5 separate regions of the Homo sapiens genome follow, and regions 2, 3, 4 and 5 are each linked to region 1. Evidence: chromatin contacts called from ENCODE Hi-C or POLR2A ChIA-PET data. All regions are on one chromosome and are shown on one strand. Each heading gives the region's core, a stretch centred on a gene start or an enhancer-like site at or near the end of the contact. The rest is flanking DNA. Distances are from core to core; before and after follow the strand shown. Region 1 has its middle 73 kb from the start of SP4. Region 2 has its middle 140 kb from the start of CDCA7L. Region 3 overlaps DNAH11 (dynein axonemal heavy chain 11). Region 4 holds the start of LINC01162 (long intergenic non-protein coding RNA 1162). Region 5 has its middle 20 kb from the start of CDCA7L.

Evidence for each region. Hi-C counts contacts between places; a loop is a spot of excess contacts on that map. ChIA-PET counts read pairs that join two places held with the same protein, here RNA polymerase II (POLR2A). Pooled maps may share reads with other maps.
Region 2: a loop to region 1 is called in a map of B cell, with 7 times the contacts of the local background. The contact joins two enhancer-like sites. A Hi-C loop is called at or near these places in 1 of 168 maps with a recorded cell type or tissue (B cell), 2 of 37 single-sample maps with no recorded cell type and 7 of 50 pooled maps.
Region 3: a loop to region 1 is called in a map of B cell, with 13 times the contacts of the local background. The contact joins two enhancer-like sites. A Hi-C loop is called at or near these places in 1 of 168 maps with a recorded cell type or tissue (B cell), 4 of 37 single-sample maps with no recorded cell type and 7 of 50 pooled maps. POLR2A ChIA-PET finds 5 or more read pairs at or near these places in 3 of 52 experiments (B cell, CD4-positive, alpha-beta T cell and activated CD8-positive, alpha-beta memory T cell).
Region 4: a pooled map shows a loop between it and region 1 (11-fold over the local background). The contact joins the promoter of LINC01162 here to the enhancer-like site in region 1. A Hi-C loop is called at or near these places in 3 of 37 single-sample maps with no recorded cell type and 3 of 50 pooled maps. POLR2A ChIA-PET finds 5 or more read pairs at or near these places in 1 of 52 experiments (OCI-LY7).
Region 5: a map of B cell shows a loop between it and region 1 (6-fold over the local background). The contact joins two enhancer-like sites. A Hi-C loop is called at or near these places in 1 of 168 maps with a recorded cell type or tissue (B cell) and 4 of 50 pooled maps. POLR2A ChIA-PET finds 5 or more read pairs at or near these places in 3 of 52 experiments (HEK293, PC-3 and activated T-cell).

What each region holds. Positions count from the first base shown.
Region 1 is chr7:21,354,191-21,356,890 of GRCh38, forward strand. No RefSeq gene overlaps it. Among named protein-coding and RNA genes, the nearest start is that of SP4, 73 kb to the right of the region's middle. RefSeq lists an enhancer at 1,166-1,215. Within about 2 kb of position 1,306, at least 5 of the 41 ENCODE cell types and tissues checked have a DNase peak (open chromatin) inside an H3K27ac peak, as active enhancers do; they include CD4-positive, alpha-beta T cell, where a contact is called at or near this core.
Region 2 is chr7:22,081,594-22,084,293 of GRCh38, forward strand. No RefSeq gene overlaps it. Among named protein-coding and RNA genes, the nearest start is that of CDCA7L, 140 kb to the left of the region's middle. RefSeq lists enhancers at 138-282, 2,139-2,283 and cis regulatory regions at 210, 2,211. Within about 2 kb of position 1,443, at least 32 of the 41 ENCODE cell types and tissues checked have a DNase peak (open chromatin) inside an H3K27ac peak, as active enhancers do.
Region 3 is chr7:21,896,946-21,899,645 of GRCh38, forward strand. DNAH11 (dynein axonemal heavy chain 11) reads left to right here. Exons shown (of 82, transcript NM_001277115.2): 80 at 2,391-2,503. Among named protein-coding and RNA genes, the nearest start is that of CDCA7L, 48 kb to the right of the region's middle. RefSeq lists enhancers at 1,217-2,416, 1,368-1,427. Within about 2 kb of position 1,451, at least 8 of the 41 ENCODE cell types and tissues checked have a DNase peak (open chromatin) inside an H3K27ac peak, as active enhancers do; they include CD4-positive, alpha-beta T cell, where a contact is called at or near this core.
Region 4 is chr7:20,834,178-20,836,877 of GRCh38, forward strand. It overlaps LINC01162 (long intergenic non-protein coding RNA 1162), which reads left to right and starts at 1,254. Exons shown (of 6, transcript NR_126381.1): 1 at 1,254-1,327. RefSeq lists an enhancer at 688-1,188.
Region 5 is chr7:21,964,085-21,966,784 of GRCh38, forward strand. No RefSeq gene overlaps it. Among named protein-coding and RNA genes, the nearest start is that of CDCA7L, 20 kb to the left of the region's middle. Within about 2 kb of position 1,372, at least 3 of the 41 ENCODE cell types and tissues checked have a DNase peak (open chromatin) inside an H3K27ac peak, as active enhancers do.

The DNA of each region.
Region 1 (2,700 bases), core at 56-2,555:
CATCCTGCCGCCTCATCCATTCTTTCTTCATTTGTTCTTCCTTTTCTCTTCCACCCATCATCCCTTCTTCCTGCCTCCTTCAATCGATTACTTGGTTAGTGTTTGTTGGGAAGTTAGTCAGTTCCAGGCAGTGGGCTAAACACAAACATGAAAAGATGGGGTCCTCGCTGTCGTCCTTTTCTGTTGTTGAGTAACAAATCACCCACAAATCTCGCAACTTAAACCAACACGCATTTATTACCTCCCCACTCAGTATACCAGAGAACAACCTGGTGTGGCAGGAATTTCTGCTCAGGGTCACCCATGGCCAGTATTCAGGTGTCAGCCGGGCTGGGAACTTAAGTGTAGGCTCTGAGGAGAAATCCACTTCCAAACCCATTCAGGTTATGACAGAGTACCCTACAGTTACAGGACTGAAGTGCTTTCCATCTGAGATCTGGGACCTGCCTCAGCTCTTTGAAGCCACTCACATTCCTTTTCCCATGGCTCCTCAATCTTTAAGCAGTAATAGTGCCAAATGACTATCGTGCTTCAAACCTGACTGCCTCTATTGTCATCAGCCAGAGAAAACTCCATTTTTAAAGATGTATGTTATTACATTGGGCCCACCAGGCTAATCCAGGCTGGTCTCCCTCTGTAACAAAACATAATCTCAAGCATGATAGCACATTCTGAAGTCCCAGGGACTCGGGAGGGACTTCACTGGGGGCCGCTTTAGAACTTCTGCCTACACATCTGCCATCAGGTGCTCACACAATACATACAAAAACAATAGCACTGCAATAAGATAATTGTACAAAAGAAAGTGCGGTAAACAAAATGTCACACATACATACAATGGAATACTATTCAGCCATAAAAAGGAAGAAAATTCTGACATGCTACAACATGGATGAACCTTGAGGACATTATGCTAAGTGAAATAAACCTATGATCCCACTTATTTGCAGTATCTAGAATAGGCAAATTCACAGAGACAGAAAACAGAATAGAGGTTTCCAGGCATTGGCGGGAAGAAGAATGAAGTTGTTGTTTGATAGTTATAGAGTTCTGTTTGGGATAATGAACGTGTTCTGGAAATGGATAGTGGTGACAGTCACACAGCATTGTGAACATACTTAAAAGTACTGAATCGTATACTTAAAAATGATTTACATGGTGAACTTCATGTTCTGTATATTTTACCACAATAACATAAAATTAAAGTGTTGAAAAAATAGACTGGAGGCATAAGAAAAGAACAGCATAACTTGCTTCCTGAAAGAGCAAAATGTCAGATTGGGCAGGAGATAAGATCAGATGGGTGTGGGTGAGAAGGGTGTGGACTGTGCGGTGGGAGGGACAATGTCATAATTTCAGTTCCCTTTTTGGTCACCACACAGCTAAGGTAACTTGATAATTTTGTCCAAACCTGCCTTCCTTTCTTGCACTAGCTGCCTGGAAAGCAAACCTTATTTAGCAATCACTAATAGTCCTAGAACTTTTGAGTGTTAATGATAGAGGTGTGAATCAAGTACCTGCTATTTATTAAGTGTCACGTTGGTGACCCCAAATTCACCTTGCTTCTAGGAAATAGAAAGAAGGAAACACAGAGACTGAGCACTATGCTGAGCACTGTGCTTCCTTACATAGCTTCAATGCTTCACAATGACAATGCAAGTTAAGTAGCCATGAAACTTGTTTTCCCCAGTTTTACCAATAAAACATTTGGGGTTGTGAAAGTCTGAATAATTGCCCGCATGTCAGGTAACAAAGAAAAGAAAGTACCTTCCCACCTGAGGGTCTTGTAATATGCTGTTCCCTCTACTTGGAATGCCTATCTACTTTCTCAACCTGTCACCACCACCACCATCATCTACACACACACACATCTGCTTAACATTCTGTATCTAATTCCTACCCATTAGTAAGCAAGGCTACCATATTCAGCTTTATAGATTGTGTGCTGCAAGAGTCCCAGGAGCACCATTCACGTAGACCACAATGTAAAAATGCCCTTGGAGTTGTGCAGTGCCCAACCTGCACAAACATACATGGCAAACCTCAGTCTCTCTCTCTTTTTTTTTTTTTTTTTTGGAGATGGAGTCTCGCTCTGTCACCCAGGCTGGAGTGCAGTGAGGCAGTGATGCAATTTCGGCTCACTGCAACCTCCGCCTCCTAGGTTCAAGTGATTCTTCTGCCTTGGCCTCCTGAGTAGCTGGGATTACAGGTGCCTGCCGTCATGCCCAGCTAACTTTTGTATTTTTAGTAGAGATGGGATTTCACTATGTTGACCAAGTTTGTCTCAAACTCCTGACCTCAAATGATCTGCCAGCCTCGGCCTCCCAAAGTGCTGGGATTACAGGCATGAGCCACTCTGCCCTGCCTATACATGGCAAACCTCTCTCAAAGTTTTGGCTTAGGTGTACTTCTATAGGTGGGCCGGGTTAGGTCTTCTCTCATATGCATCTGTATTCTTCTTTAAAGTATCTAGTACAAGCCCACTTAAATAGTTATTTGCATAATTAATATTTTATATATGACTTCCCTGCTAAACTGCAAGTTCAACAAAGGGAGAAATCACATCTGCTTAACTCTTTTTGAACAAAGAAATAAGATAGAGCTGGGTTTGTGTGAGTTCAAAGCAAGGATCTTCCAACTGTCACTTACTGGTGCCTGTGACTGATGCAGAAAAAGATATGGAACCCAGAGAATAATGTA
Region 2 (2,700 bases), core at 193-2,692, 730 kb after region 1:
CTGTCTGGGAAGATAGCCAGGAGTAACTGGAGTGGTCTTGGCTGGAGGATGACTACATTTCTAGGGGCTGAGGGAGGTAAGGAAGGACTCAGTTCCCCAAGCCTTTCCCCCTGAGAGTTCACACTCCCCGTGAAAGGACTACACAGGGAAGAGTATGTACTCCCGTGACCCAACACTGGCACTTGCTGCATGTGGCAGATCTTTAGTATTACGTTGATGCAAAAGTATTTGCGATTTGCCCATTACTTTTAAAGGCCAAAACAGCAATTACTTTTGCAGCACCATAATACTTTTTTGTTATCGGAGTTCTTGCAGGTAACCACAACCAGCAAGTGCTAGTGTGGGGTCACCACTGAAGGGCAGAACTTTCCAGCTTTGTCACCAGTGCTCCCACCCTGGGCTGCCTTCTGGAAAAGTCAGAAACCTGGGAAAGCAAGAAGGGAAAGGAGGAGGACAGGGCCAAGGACAGAAGGAGAGGAGAAGCTACCGGGACCCCTTCCCTGTCTAAACCCCACCCCCAAGACTCAAGATCAAGGCGAGGAAGATGTGCCTCAATTTAAAGTCAACACTGAAATTTTGACTATAGGACTTGCCTTTCAATTGCAACACGGTCATTGTTTCGTTATTAGAGGTGATTATTTTCATTTTTTAGAAAACCTAAATGTGACCAAAAAGTCCTTATTAGAGGGAAGAACTTAAAAGGACAATGGGTGACAACATTTTTAGATATTGATGAGTGTTATACATAACAATAATATAAGATGGTGGGAATTGTGGAGAGGGAGCGCTTTTCTTGGGTAGTGTGATCAGAAAAGATTATCCGGAAATGACATTTGAGTGGAGGCCTGAATGAGTGGACAGCAGACGCTGCTGAGATGAGGGGGAGTGAGCTATAGGATCAGGAGTGAGAATGGCCACTTTCTGCCCTTCTCAGAGGTAAAATTACGAATGTAATTTCCTAATTACCCGATGAAACATATTTTGAACTAGAACACAGATGTTTGGGAAAACCTCCAGCAAATTGACTTAATCTGATTGATTTTCTGATTTAGTGTTTTTCTAAGCAAGAACTGCACCCGTTGTGACAGAAGAGGCGCTAAAGCTGCAAATTCCTGGGCCTCGACCCACTAGTTCCTAATCAGAAACTCCAGGGTGGAGACGCAGGATCTGCATCCCTGGGATCACACTGCCTTTCGAGAACCATCCACCTGCCAGCTCCAAGTAGGTCGAGGGAGCAGCGGCACCTGGGATCCCACCGGACCGGGAAGAGTCAAATCCAGGTTTCTCCCTGCTTCACCAAAAGGCCCCCTGCCTCCACCGCAACAGGAACAGTCTCTGTCTGGGAACTGCGGTTGCCTAAGGCTCGGTTTGCTCTTCAGCACTCCGGTCCCCCAACACCGCGTCAGGCGGCGCCCAGCCTCCCGGGGACTCGCAGACGCTCACTCCCCAGACCACAGCGACACCTGCCGAGGCCCCGCGGAACCGCGCTGCACAGCAACCCAGCGCGGCGGGGGGAGTGGCCTGGGGCCATTCTCCGGCCCCCACCCCCCGCCCGTGACCACCGTGCGCTGCCAGAGGGGAGGCTGCGGGAATGGCCAGCGAGGTCTCGCAGGGGGACTGGTTGTCTTTTAGGAAATCAAGGGGCCAGCGCCCCCAGTGCCGGCTGGGAGATGCCTTCAGAGTTCGAAGAGAAAAGATGCGACCTTCAATCCGCTCCATTCTCCGTCAGACAGGCCCTGCGGACGGAGCTCCTGCCACCGCTGCAGCCCCATGATGTGTGCTCCTACGCCCCGCCCCGCTGCAGCCCAGCCCACCCCACCCCCATACGGAAATCCTGCAGGAGAAACTGAAACACTAGCGACAGTGGGACATATCCCCGGGAGCAGTTGCGGGAGGGAGAGAAGGAAGGAGCAAAGGGGAAGAGGAAGAGAGAGAGAGAGCTCAAGGGAGCCTTCTTGGAAAGGTTTAACCCGACAGCTTGAAGGCGGCGGGTAGTAAAGCAGCGAACTGGTGAACGGGCGTCCTGACCCGCCACACTTCCCTCACCGACACCCCTCATCCGCGATACCCCACAGGACAGGATGTCCAGCTGCCCTCACTTATCGTGCCCCTGGGCATTTGAGGGGTTCAGAGAGAGAAACGCAGTAACTTATTACCCTCACATGATATATTTTCACTTTCTTCTCCTGATTGTCAGCTCAATTAGATAAGGGACCTTGTGTTTTATTCCGTTGTACCCCGTGCCTGACACATGGTAGCTGCTGGATAGAGATTTCTTCGATGATTGATTATAAAACACACTAATTTAGAGCTTACTATGTTATAAGATCTCCATCTTCAGTGACTCACTTATTCCTCACAAGAAGCCTAGGAGGTAAGGTTTTCCAATAAGGAGAGCCAGGCACCCCATAATGAACGTGCACGGTGTCACATTCCCAGCAAGTGCCGAAGCTGGGGTCAGATTCAGGCAACCTGGCCCAGTGCCCTCACAGTTCATCCGGCCTCCACATGGCCATTTTGTCCATGAATAAATGAATAAGTGAATGAGTGTATGCTAATTTTGATGAGTTGTCTGGGAAAATGTACAGGTTTTGGGGCTGGAAAAAGGTCTTAGTCATGACGGGGACCCTTTCTGATCGAGTGCTGGGGAAGAACTAGAACTCCTGGGGCCCCCAGGCTCTGCTACCTAAGTGCTGCGGA
Region 3 (2,700 bases), core at 201-2,700, 540 kb after region 1:
GCGACTGTAGTCCTAGCTACTCAAGGTGTAGAGGTGGTAGGATTGCTTGAGCCCAAGAGGTCAAGGGTGCAATGAGCCATGATCATGCCACTGCATTCTAGCCTGGGTGACAGAGCAAGACCCTGTCTCAAAAAATAAAGTATATTTCATCGTCCATAATTATCAGTTCCAGGTTTTTTATATTTTTGGAAGGGTGCCTAGCTTAGTTTTATAATTTCCTGTTTTCGTTTTTATGACTGTTATTCTCTTTTCCTGAGAAGTTTAAACATACTTACAAGTAAGTATTTTCTTCAAGACTTCTCTATTTCCTGGGTTATAAACCTTCCTGTTTGTTGGATTTGCTGGTGGTTTTTCATGCCCTATACTCTTATGTCTATACCTGAATGACAGTTTGGCCAGTTATTAAAATATAATAACACCCTCAGTTGGAGGCCTTTGTAGCCATCACTCTCCTCTTGTCAAATGCTGCCGTGGAGATGTCAAAAGCTAGCATACTTCTTTTCCCTTTATAAATGGCTTCATGTTTTCCCCTGGCCATCCAGGGATTCTTCATTGTTCATATTATTCTTTATATTTTAGTATTGATTACTCTCTACCAAATTTTCTTGGAACATGATGTGCCCTTGATTGTATAGATTCAAAGGTATAATTTAGGAAAACTCAAATTTTCTAGAATTACACTTTTTTTTTGAGAGATTCTCATTCTGTTGCCTAGGCTGGAGTGCAGTGACGTGATCGCAGCTCACTGCAACCTCTGCCTCTTGGGTTCAACCGATTCTCCTGCCTTCAGCCTCCCTAGTAGCTGGGATTACAGGCATGTGCCACCATGCCCGGCCAACTTTGTTATTTTTAGTAGGGATGGGGTTTCACCATGTTGGCCAGGCTGGTCTCGAACACCTGACCTCAAGTGATCCACCTGCCTCGGCCTCCCAAAGTGCTGGGATTACAGATGTGAGCCACCACGTCTGGCCTCATTTCAGCTTTCATTTTATTGCTTTCACTCTAACCCTTTACCTCTTTATTTCCATTTGTTTTTATTATTCTCCCTTACGCTGTTTCACTTTTGCTTTCATTTCTATAATTTTATTTTCTACTTCTTATTTGGGGTCTTCAAACTTAATTTCCTTACTATTTCCTACCTGATCCCTTCTAAGTCATGATCTTGTTTATATCAACAATCACTTGTTTTAGTTGTTACAAATTGTCTGCAGTGTTTATCCTCATGATGGCAACATTTTGAGAGAAATGTCTTCCTGCCTTTGCTTTTCTCATTCGCCTTTTTCCTTTGTGTGGTGCCTATGCTGTTTCTTCTTCTTATCGTCGAGTATGCTTTTTCGGATCCAGCTATCTGGAAGAACTTAATATAGGTCCGGGCACAGAGATTTTCCTTGTGGTGACGTAAGTTTGACCGTGAGCATTCTGAGCCTTTTCTTCTTCACGGCCCAGAGTCAGGCAAGTATCTCAGGCAGACATGTTCTGCCATGTGGTTTGTCAGGGTGTTTCCTCATTCACCCCCACTTCCTTTGCATATCTGAAGCAGACAAGGTCCTAGAAAACTTCAGTGCCAGCCTTTCCTTCTAGAGAACTCTGGCTTTTACACTGAGGCTATGCTCTCTACTCCATTCTCCTGGTCCCCTTTAAGCAGCCTCTGAAACTTACAATTCAAGGTTTCACTTCTCTCTTAATTTTATCGAAGAGGTTCATCTGTCCCTAGCCTCTGTGAGCCAGCTTCCTTATAGGTCAACTGCAAATACTTCCTACCTTGCCCAATTGTGAGGAGCCGAGAAGAGAACATGTACGTAACAGCAGCGTTTCTCAACCCACCGGCGTGCCATTCCTGGCTGACTTGTTTTCCTAATTAACCTTTTTCCTCCCCACTTTCAGGCAGCTACTGCACGTGCTTAGACTGCCGTCACGTGCTCCACTGCCTCCGCACATGCTGTTCCCTCTGCTTATCAATCAGATTTCCCGGCAACTCTGGTCTTGTAACCACCATCACAGCCTTGCCATCCCTGGTCCTCAGACACCCTGTCCATACCTCCAAGTTGGCGCTTGTCAGTCCAAGTCATAGGGTGATGACCTTTGTATAGTCACCACATAGCATGAAGAGGCTCTAATAAAAGCTGTTGCATAAATGGAAATGAGTTTTCCACATTCCTCAGTGTATCTTGCTCTAATGTAAACGCTACAGTCATCAAGTCTCCAATGGGAAACAAACTAGCCCTTTAAAGGGACAGTGCCCTGCAAATTGTCAGGGAAGGATTTTACCAGCTAGCAGTGGTATACTTCTCCTCCACCACCACCCTGCCCTAACCGCCCACAACAGAACATACTGGAAAATGGCTATTTTACTGAACAGCAAGTTTTTCTTCCTCCCTCCCATAAACCAGGTTCAATGACCTCCTCCTGCGATGCCGAGAACTCGATACTTGGACACAAGACCTTACCCTTCCGGCTGTCGTGTGGCTCTCCGGCTTCTTCAACCCTCAGTCCTTCTTAACTGGTAAGGGCTGACGCAGTGCAGCCCCTGATGCACACAGGACCACAGCCTAACCAGAAGCCCTGCTTTGTTTACCTATGATGGCGTCTCCTTGCCCTGCTCACCAATCCTCAAGCAGCAGCCATTATAGAAAGGACCAGCAGCTATAGAGGAAACAGAGTCCTGGGCAGGCGAGTAGCAGCAGGAGGGAAAGGACCTCC
Region 4 (2,700 bases), core at 4-2,503, 520 kb before region 1:
ATACTGTTTTCCTGTGGAAGTATTTCCAGGAAAGAATATCAAACCTATAGAACGTTTTCTCATTGTACAAATGTAAAAATACAAAATACTATTAATTTGCTCCTTAAGAATGCTCAAACTTGTGCAGAGACTTTACACATCTTCAGGGAACCTTGGTTACCCTTACAGAGACTTTCTAAAGATATATCATCATTCACTGATGACCAAAAACTGTAGTAACTCCAAACACACTCTTCACAAAAAGAACACAAGAAGGAACACTGATGGAGGCAGTGTGTCATTTCAGAAGGCTGTGGCTGCTGTGAACTTTGTCTAACCAGGGTGATGAGCTTTTCTCTTTGGTTACAGACAGAGAACTTGGCTTTCAAGTCAGGGCACTCACTAGGGTTTGGACAACAAGGGAGAAGGTGGACAACATCAAACATCTCATTAATTCAAGTAAACATGGAGACAACCTGATTTTATTCAATCTCAAAATTATATACTTCTTGAAAGGCTGACATAATATTTCCCAATAGCTCTGTGTCAAAAAATAGATTTAAAATACATGATAGTGTTCCAGACATTTGTATATGTTGCTGTCATTATGTTAACAGTTCCTTGACAATTTTTATAAAGACCTCAAAAATTTTTCTAAAAATTGTTCCCAAAGCTTGGAGTGCATGCTTTGCCTGTACTACCACCTTCAGGAAGACTTATGTAGTGCCTGGCACTAATGTACTTTCAAAAGGACACTAAATATTACCCTTGCAATCTCTTCTTTTTCTTCTAGAGACATGTAAATTCCTCTTTTTTATATACCCATGTTTTGACTCATTCAAGTTATAAACATATTTTTTGAATAAATAAATGAAATTCATGACTCAATAAGGACTTGCTATCTTCTAATTTTATAGATTAAAGACATTTTATGGCATAATAGTGTTGTGGGACTTTTTGCTTAGTTCAGCTAAAGACAGGGTTCCTTATCACATGGCCACGAAAAATTAGGCTCACAGACAATTTGAAGCGAGAGGAGGGCAGGGTTTATTGGGTGAAATGGAAGAAAAGGGGAAACAGAGACTCTTAGCAAAGCGAGAGAGTGTGCTTCCTGCCACTGGGCTTCCCGCCTCACAGATTGAATCCCAGGTTCCACCCAGGAAGAGGAGGGGCCAAGCTCCTCCCGCTGCAAACGCGCGAACTTCTGTGGCTCGATCCCAGTGCGCACTCCTCCCAGTGCACTGGCCGGTTGGAGTTTTGCCAGGGAGGCCTTCCCACCTGCCTGTCTCAATGGAAAGAATATGTGGATTTGGATTCAGGGACACCTTTATCACCTATGTGACTTTAGGTAAGTTACAAACACAGTGAGCCTCAGTTTTTGTACTAGTAAAACCTATTATGGCACAGGTTTGCAGGACGACGAATGAGGTCTTGACCGCTGAGGTGATTTATAATGTACTTGTATTAGGACTGGAGTTAGTGTGCTAACTCAGAGGCCACAGTTAGTGGTACTGACAGAGATTGCATTTAGGTCTTCCCAAGGGTGGTTCCGTTCTTTAACCTTAGATGTTTTATTTTATTTACTTATTTATTTATTTATTTATTAATTTTTGAGACGGAGTCTTGCTCCGTCACCCAGGCTGGAGCGCGATATCGGCTCACTGCAAGCTCCGCCTCCCGGGTTCACGCCATTCTCCTGCCTCAGCCTCCCCAGCAGCTGGGACTACAGGCGCCCGCCACCGCGCCCGGCTAATTTTTTGTATTTTTAGTAGAGACAGGGTTTCACCGTGTTAGCCAGGATGGTCTCGATCTCCTGACCTCGTGATCCGCCCGCCTCGGCCTCCCAAAATGCTGGGATTACAGGCGTGAGCCACCGCGCCCGGCCAATGTTTTCCATATTTAGTGTTGTCACTCATCTTTTAGCATGGGCAACTAAAGCAGGTCTGAGGACAGTGCGTATAGTTTTCTGCAACATGACACAAAGAGTACCAGGGCGAGATTATGTCTGTCACAGATGAAAATATTCCATTTGTGTGTCATAGTAATCTATTCATTGGTTTATGGACCCAAAATTCTCCAGGGGGACTCACAAATCCCCATAATGTTTCTATGTGCCAGATTTTTCATTTGGAGCTCTGCTTTAGTTGACAGATGTGTAAAAATCACATGTAGCCAAATGACTCTTCAGTCAGCACTAAGCTGATAATGCTGAAGACTGGTTATTCCTGCTAAGATTCACTGGACCCTCTGCCCAGACTGTGTTTTTCAAATCTCATATTAGAGCTTAATGTTATTTTATTTTAATGCCAATGCTGTGCTCCCCAATGCCATATCTTTAAACTATTGTGCCCCATTCTAATACAAACACTAACTTACATGGGGAGCTCTCTTTTGAGGAAGTCGAAGTAGATCAGTAACTAAATTCAGTTCCTTAAAGGTGTAAAACTCTGAGAGAGTCACACACAAGTCAGATTGGGAGAAAGTTTCTTAGAATAATAAATTTTAAAATCTTACATGGGGAGCTCTCTTTTGAGGAAGTCGAAGTAGATCAGTAACTAAATTCAGTTCCTTAAAGGTGTAAAACTCTGAGAGAGTCACACACAAGTCAGATTGGGAGAAAGTTTCTTAGAATAATAAATTTTAAAATCTTAAAGGTTAAGAATTAGTTGGATGTTAAATATTGAGTCTCAACTGTATCATGTCACTGGTATACGGAGGTAA
Region 5 (2,700 bases), core at 122-2,621, 610 kb after region 1:
AAGACTCAGAATCACAATTATCACGTTCTCTAGTCTCAATGAAGAAAAAAGAAATCAACAACAGAAGGAAAAAGAAACCAAAAACAGATTCTTAAAATAAAAAACTTATTTCTGACTAACTTATAATTTCAAAGGAAATAAAATAAAAAATATGAAATAGCACCAAAAACATTCAAAGTATTTCCAGTCACAACCTGGGGGATGCAGCTAAAGACGAACTTGTGGAAAATGTAAAACTTTAAATGCATCTGTTAGGATACAATACATATTTAAAACAAATGAGCTAATCATTAATCTGAAGGTTAAGAAAAAAACAATAGAATTGATACAGACAGGAGACAGGCAAATACTGGGTAGAAGAGGGTAGTTCCCCGGCAAAGACCCTACCCTCAAGCCTGGAAACCGGTGGCCCTAAATGGGTACAGACATTCCTGTTTTCAAGCCCAAAATGTTGCCTTTTGGCCTGCCACACCCCCTATCTTGTACCCATATTAACCCCAAACCCCCAGCTCCAGGAGAAAACAAACAGACAAACAGCAGAAGAGCGCAACAGAGAAGGAGAGAAGAGAAGGAATGTTGAACACCGAGAGGAGTTCAGCTGGGACTATCAGAGAAAAGATTGGCCACTGGACAGCCAAACTCCAGAGGAAGAGCATCTTCTACTCCATCCCCCTTCCAGCTCTCCATCCATCCCACCTTCAACCCTCAGTAAAACCCCCGCATTCACTCTTCAAGCCCGTGTGTGACCTGATTCTTCCTGGACTCCGGACAAGGACCTGGGTACCAAGAGGGCACTGAACAGGTTAACACTTAAGCCATCTGTGGACAGCAAAGCTAAAAAAGCGACACTGTAACATGCCCACGGGCTTCGAGAGTCACCCCTAGATGATACCATGGGGCCGGAGCCCAAAGTGCTAGCCCTGGCTCGAGCACCCGCCCCACTGTGTGCTCCTCCTCGCATAAGGGGTTTGAGCTCATGGTGGCCGAACAGAGAGCCACACCCTTGTCATATGTCATGCGAACGGGGGCTAGGGAACTGTCCCATTTCAGAATGAATTCCAAGGAAATAATAAGGATTAAAAATAACTCCTAACAAAGTGAAGAGTAAAAGCAATATAAAAAACCAAGCCAATTCTTTGGAAAGACACCTAATTTCTACAAAGTTCTGACAAGACTGATGATGACAAAAAGAGAGAAAAGATAAAGAACCACTGGACACAAACAAGAGCAAATGCTGTTCAGGCTGTGGACTTTCCTGAGCCCGAGGAAGCTGAAGGCAGGGATACTGATTCAGAACACCCCACCATTGACTGCTTTTTCCCTCCAGTGACAGAGAGACCTTCCAGATGCTCAGCTTGGTTTAAGACATAGGAAAGCCCAAGGTCTTAAAACACTTCCTTAAATAGAAGCATTGAGCACTGCATTTAGGCAAGTTCTTCCTCAGGAGTGATGTAACAAGGTCAGCAGTAAAGCACAGAATGAGGCTTCCCAGTTGTCCCAGACCTCTCACCAGATATTGTCAATGTCTCTGGTTACTTCACATTCCCCTTAGAGGATTTCAAGGATTAAGGGAAACTGCCCTAAAATAAGATTATCTTATCTGTATCTGCCCTTATCCCGTATGGCCACTTCCTTTCTGTTAAGACTTTGGAACATAAATTGGTAAGAGTGTGTGTGTGTGTGTGTGCACCCTCCCCTTAGTCACTAAATGTTGTATTTGGTGTCATCACTGGGGTTGGCCTCACCCCCAGCCCCCACCTCCCCTCAGTTATATTTGGAAGGAACATCTGGAAGCTGAAGAAAAAAATGCTGAGGACCCCTGTGTAGAGACAGGCTAGACTTTGTGCCACTGAAGGAATTGTGTTAATGGAATTTACCCAGTTTTCTCCTAACTCCAACTGGTCCTGCTCGGTAGTTAAAGAGATCTGAGCTGAGGGCAGAGTTACCCCAGATATAGTTCCCTGGTTTCCCAGAAGCACACAGCCAAGTAGCCAAGGATCCTTGAAGTGAGGGGGAAGCTTAAAGTTTGGACCAAGTACCTTGAGTGAACGCCAATATCTGAAACCTGGGCCATGATATTAGGAAAGATCTAGGGGCTGAGGGCTCCTCAGGCCCCCATTAGACTTCTGAATGGAGACTTCCAGGCAGAAATTAGATAATTGTTGATGTTTTTGATGTAGTTACAGTGAGAATGGACCTAAAAATTTTTTAATTGATGTGACTCTACCTGCATGATTGATCAAAAAAAGAGGAAGTTAGATTAGGATGAAAAAATGAAAGTTTTAATGACTTCTCTATATTTTCTTAAAAAATTTAGTTACACATATAGCACACAAAGACATTTGCATGAACTTACTCAAAGTGTAAGACAACGTTACAGTTCCTCTTTACCTCTGTCACCTCCTCCCCAACCCCCCACTCCCTCACACACAAACACCCAGAGGGGATCTTGAATCAAAGGTATGTGTCTGCCCAGGCCTTTTTCATGTGTATTTACAAATATGTCACACTATTACTTTTAAGAAGGATTTCTGTTTTAATGTTTATGAAACAATCTTCCTCTTTTCATATTTGAACCTGTAGCTTCAGAAAAAAAAAAAGAGAGAGAGAGACCAGGCGCGGTGGCTCATGCCTGTAATCCCAGCACTCTGGGAGGCCGAGGTGGGCGGATCACCTGAGGTCAGGAGTTCAAGACCAGCT